Linked DNA regions of Homo sapiens: region 2 is linked to region 1. Evidence: read pairs that join two places in POLR2A ChIA-PET (ENCODE). Cell type or tissue: B cell. All regions are shown on one strand. Links, peaks and the distances in the headings refer to the core of each region. The heading gives the core; the rest is flanking DNA.

Region 1 (2,914 bases), core at 88-2,587:
GGCCTGACGGCACATGCCTGTAACCCCAGCTACTTGGGAGGCTGAGGCAGGATAGTCGCTTGAACCTGGGAAGCAGGGGTTGCAGAGAGGCAAGATGACGCCGTTGCAGTCCAATCAGGGCAGCAAGAGTGAAACTCTGTCCCCCCAAAAAAAAAAAAAGAAAGAAAATTGGGTTGGGTGCAGTGACTCACACCTATAATCCCACCACTTTGGGGGACTGAGGTGGGCAGATCACTTGAGGCCGAGTTCGAGACCAGCCTGGCCAATATTGCAAAACCTCATCTCTACTAAAAATGTGAAAACATTAGCTAGGTGTGGTGACGCATGCCTGTAGTTCCATCTACTCATTGTGAGGCTGAGGCAGGAGGATCACCTGAACCCCGGAAGTGAAGATTGCAGTGAGCTGTGATCGCGCCATTGCACTCCAGCCTGGGCGACAGCAAGACTTTCTCAAAAAAAAAAAAAAACCAAAACCAATAAAACAAAAATGGAAAACCAGCGTTTATGAAATCTCCTTTTGCCTTCCATGAGGATTACACCATCTCTTTTTCTCCTATTAACATATGGAGAGGGCTGGGTGCGGTGGCTCATGCCTGTAATCCTAGCACTTTGGGAAGCCAAGGCAGGTGGATCACTTGAGGTCAGGAGTTAAAGATCAGCCTTGCCAACATGATGACACCTCGTCTCTACTAAAAATACAAAAATTAGCCGGGCATGGTGGCAGGCACCTGTAATCCCAGCTACTCGGGAGGCTAAGGCAGAAGAATTGCTTCAACCTGGGAGGTGGAGGTTGCGGTGAGCCAAGATCATGCCACCGTTCTCCAGCCTGTCACTCCGGGGTGACAGAGTGAGACTCCGTCTAAAAAAACAAACCCAAAACATATGGAGAGGGGGCTGAGTTTAGCTTTAACTTTAGCTTCTAAACTAATTATACTGGATTTATCTCTAGCCTTTCTGCTAACACTGGCTAAACTCATAACCATTGTGTAAGACTGTTAATTCATTTTAATAGTAATATCCCTATAGATTCAAAACTTTCCACCTCTGCATACATTATGTAAATAATCTACTTAAAGCAAAACAACAATAAACCCCACAGGCGGACATTCCATGCTTTTTTTTTTTTTTTTTTTTTTTGAGGCAGAGTCTCACTCTGTTGCCCAGGCTGGGGTGCAGCAGGGGCACATCTCAGCTCACTGTAGCCTCCGCCTCCTGGGTTCAACCGATTCTCATGTCTCAGCCTCCCAAGTAGCTGGGATTACAGGTATGCTACCATGCCCAACTAATTTTTGTATCTTCAGTAGAGACAGGGTTTTGCCATGTTGGCATGGTTGGTTTGAACTCCTGGCCTCCAGTAATCTGCCAGCCTTGGGCTCCCAAAGTGCTGATATTAGATGTGAGCCATCACTCCTGGTCTCCATGCTTCTCTAAGTCAGGGTCTTGCTATGTGGCCCAGGCTGGAGTGCAGTGGTACAACCATGCTCACTATAACCTCAAACTCCTTGTCTCAAGCAATTCTCCCACCTCAGTGCCCCCCAGTTAGCTAGGACTACAAGCATGTGTCACCATGGCCAGCGATTTTTTTCTTTTTGGCAGAGATGTGGTCTCGCAGTGTTGCCCAGGCTGGTCTTGAACTCCTGGCCCAAAATGATACTCTCACCTTGGCCTCCTAAAGTGCTAGGATTCCAGGCATGAGGCACAGTGCCCAGCCTATTCCATGCTGATGTGACAAGCATTTCTAAGCTCAATAGAAGGGCTATATATACCAATCCAAGCAATTACATTTTGCATAACCTAAAATCCTCTATAGTCCTATCTAAAAGGTCTCTTTGTTAGCCTTGAAAGGACAGAGACCGTATTTGTTCCTAAATACCATAATTTTAATATGTTAGTATCTGGTGAGTTATAACTCTAATTTATAAAACACTGCAAGCACCCTTCACTATAAAAAATTGATGCACCAAAGAAGCTAGATGGAAACAGTTTGCTAGGAAAAGTGTCCCAGTTATTTTAATCCATTTGATAGTTTTACTATGTGCAATGCACATTTTATTATAAAAGACAAAACAGGCTGGGTATGGTGGCTCACTCCTGTAATTCCAGCACTTTGGGAGGCTGAGGCGGGTGGCTCACCTGAGGTCAGGAGTTCGAGACCAGCCTGGCCAACATGGTGAAAACCTGCCTCTACTAAAAAACAAAAATTAGCCAGGCTTGGTGGCGGGCGCCTGTAATCCCAGCTACTCAAGGGACTGAGGAAGGAGAACTGCTTGAACCCAGGAGGCAGAAGCTGCTGTGAGCCGAGATCACGCCACTGCACTCCAACCTGGGCGACAGAGCCAGACTCCATCTCAAAAATAATAAATAAATTAAAAATACCTATTTGTAATATGTGAGGAATGAGACATCAAAGTTCTGCTATGGAAAGGAAAAAAGTAGTTCCTGGAGTTCATAAATGGTTTTTCCTTCTTAGGTATCAAACACCTTGCCTATAAATGTCTGACACCAAGCTGTCTCCCACATACTCATTGCTCAGGGAAACCGTAAGATATTTGAGATCTTCTGTAATCAGCTGTAGTACTATAAAACTTTCTGAATAAACCTGCTAGTCCTGTGGCCTGTGGCTACCAAATCATGTGCCAAGATGTATCAGGGCCCCATGGAGGAACTCACAACTACCTTGGGATATTTTAAATTTCAGAGTAATTCAGTGATACTCAACATAAGCCAAGACACTAAGCAAACTATTAGTTTCAGGTTGTTCAGTTTCAATATGAGATTGTACTGCAAACCCCTCCATTAAGTTTCATCTTCTAAAAACTGAATTTCTGGTGGTTGCTATAACTCAAAAAAACACAGGTACCCACCCCACCAAAAAAAAATAATAATAATAATGGGGAACAAGGAGTGAGATGAT
Region 2 (2,914 bases), core at 140-2,639, 180 kb after region 1:
AAAAAAAAGTTAGCCGGGTGTGGTGATACATACCTGTAATCTCAGCTACTTGGGAGGCTGAGGCAGGAGAATAACTTGAACCCGGGAAATAGAGGTTGCAGTGAGCTAAGATCGTGTCACTGCACTCCAGCCTGGGCAACAGAGAGAGACTCCATCTCAAAAAAAAAAAAAGTGATAACCAACTGAAGTGAGGGAGGAAAAACAGGCACTCTACTACATTGCTGGTAAAACTGAAAAATGGCATGACCAGTATGGACGGCAATTTGTCAACATCTTTAAAAATTACAAATATATATACTCTTTGACACATCAATTATACTTTTAGAAATTTATCCTACAGTTATATTTGCAAACTTGCAAAATGACAAGATATACAAGCTTATTTACTGCAGCACTGTCTGTAATAACTAAGGTAACCATAAAACATATATTACCCAAATTGGAATACTGTTGGAACAGAAAGAGGACAGTATTCATATACAAGCTGGGGCTGGGTGTGGTGGCTCAAGCCTGTGATTCCAGTACTTTGGGAAGCTGAGGTGGGTGGATCACTTGAGGTCAGGAGTTCGAGACCAGCCTGGTCAACATGGTGAAACTCTGTCCCCACTAAAAATACAAAAGTTAACCGGGTGTGGTGGCTCATGCCTATAGTCCCAGCTACTCAGGAGGCTGAGGCAGGAGAATTGCTTGAACTCAGGAGGTAGAGGTTGCAAGAAGACAAGATGGTGCCACTGCACTCCAGCCTGGGCAACAGAGCAAGACACCATCTCAAATTGTGGACAGCAAGCCACCCAGGCACCGAGGCAAGAGACAGAGGACACGAGCTGTTCCAGTATAATAGAATATAAAACAAGAATAGTTATACCAGATATAGATCTTAGATATGATTGTATATGAATATCATTAATCATTAGTTTGTAGCAATTTTTATTCCAATATTATGATAATCCTCGCTCTATAATCATAGCCTAGGAAAAACCACGCCATACAGAGATAGGAGCTGAGGGGACATAGTGAGGTGTGACCAGAAGACAAGAGTGCGAGCCTTCTGTTATGCCCGGACAGGGCCACCAGAGGGCTCCTTGGTCTAGCGGTGACGCCAGCGTCTGGGAAGACGCCCGTTATCAGGAGGATCGTGGTCCAGCGGTAGCAAAAGGTGTCAAGGAACAACACCCGCTACTTAGCAGACCGGGAAAGGGCGGGGCGGGGGGGGGGGTCTCCCTTTCCCCAGGGGAGTTTAGAGAAGACTCTGCTCCTCCACCTCTTGTGGAGGGCCTGACATCAGTCAGGCTTGCCCGAAGTTATCGGGAGGCCTAACCGTCTCCCTGTGATGCTGTGCTTCAGTAGTCGCACTCCTAGTCTGCCTTCATGTTCCATCCTGTACACCTGGCTCTGCCTTCCAGATAGCAGTAGTAAATTAGTGAAAATACTAATAGTCCCTGATATGCAGAAATAATGATGTAAGCTGTCTCTCTCTCTGTCTCCTCTCCCTCTCTGCCTCAGCTGCCAGGCAGGGAAGGGCCCCCTGTCCAGTGGACACGTGACCCACGTGACCTTACCTATCATTGGAGGTGACTCACATTCTTTACCCTGCCCCTTCTGCCTTGTATCCAATAAATAACAGCGCAGCCAGACATTCGGGGCCACTACCGGTGTCTGCGCATTGGTGGTAGTGGTCCCCCGGGCCCAGCTGCCTTTTCTCTTGTCTCTTTGTCTTGTGTCTTTATTTCTACACTCTCTCATCGCCGCACACAGGGAGAGACCTACCGACCCTGTGGGGCTGGTCCCTACATCTGGCGCTCCGACGTGGGGCTCTCCCTCGCTGTGTGAAGTTGCGCCCTGAGTGCGGGATCAGCGGAGGAGTTCAACGAGAGATTCCTGAGGATTGCAGTCAATAAACTTGGTGGTAAGCTTGAGCACTCAGAGTTTTCCGGGGACACCATGGGACAGGCCAGTACAAAGTATTCGGCTTATTTAAATTTTATAAAAACTCTTCTTAAAGAAGGAGGTGTTAAAGTTTCTACTGAAAAGTTAATTGAACTATTTGAGGTTGTAGATCTTCTTTGCCCTTGGTTTCCGACTCAGGGAACTCCAGAACTTAAAGATTGGGATGAGATTGGCAAACAATTCAAAATTGCTCATAAAGGGGGACATTTTATCCCACCCACCATTTGGTCAATCTGGGCTTCGGTTCGCTCTGTCTTAGACTCCTTATAGACTCAGGAGGACAATATGGAGACTGATCCCTCTTTCCTCTCCTCTGAGGAGGTCGAGGAAGCTCTCAGCTCTCTTTCCCCTGATGATACTGCACAAATTGAGAACGTAATTTCAAAGGAGGACTTCCACTCTGACATGCCTGCGCCACCGCCACCTACGCCAGAGGCCACTGCACCCCCATTGCCGCTTTATGATGATCTTTTAACTGACCTAAATGTACTTATCTCCCCAATCAGCAAAACTCAGCTGAAACATATCAACAGCCATTGCGGCCAGACCCTCCTGTCTCTCCTCACTCTTTCAACACTGCCGCCGTGCAAATAGCAGATGAGACCAGGCAGCCTGTAAACGAGTCTATAAATTACGTTTCTATGCAGCCCGGTACAGAGGCTCCGCTATATGAACAGCTTGGAAAAGAGGCTTCCAATTCTCGGCCCGGTAATGAGGCCCTCAATCCTATTTCTTCTAATCGGACTCAGAGTCACAGGCTCCCTTGAAGCCTGGTCCCTTTCCTATAAATCAGACTCGGGTAGAGTCACAGGCTCCCTTGAAGCCTGGTTCCTTTCCTATAAGTCAGACTCGGGTAGAGTCACAGGCTCCCTTGAAGCCTGGTCCATTCTCTGCAAATCGGACTCAGAGTCACAGGCTCCCTTGAAGCCTGGTTCCTTTCCTGCAAATCGGACTCAGTTACAGTCAC

The links. Peaks named below come from ENCODE experiments on the same cell type or tissue, not always from the same donor. Only the 100,000 strongest peaks of a DNase experiment are listed, where the experiment ranks them.
Region 2: POLR2A ChIA-PET joins it to region 1 with 15 read pairs; 7 of 35 experiments call an interaction of 5 or more read pairs at or near these places.

The regions. Positions count from the first base shown.
Region 1 is chr12:56,677,632-56,680,545 of GRCh38, reverse strand. All of the region lies in intron 1 of PTGES3 (prostaglandin E synthase 3), which reads left to right. Among named protein-coding and RNA genes, the nearest start is that of PTGES3, 9.2 kb to the left of the region's middle. In B cell, for the core only: no CTCF peak of the experiment used is centred there; no DNase peak of the experiment used is centred there; H3K27ac peaks cover 939 bases.
Region 2 is chr12:56,499,585-56,502,498 of GRCh38, reverse strand. No RefSeq gene overlaps it. Among named protein-coding and RNA genes, the nearest start is that of SNORA105C, 12 kb to the left of the region's middle. In B cell, for the core only: CTCF peaks have their summits at 923 and 1,124; a DNase peak (open chromatin) is centred at 1,151.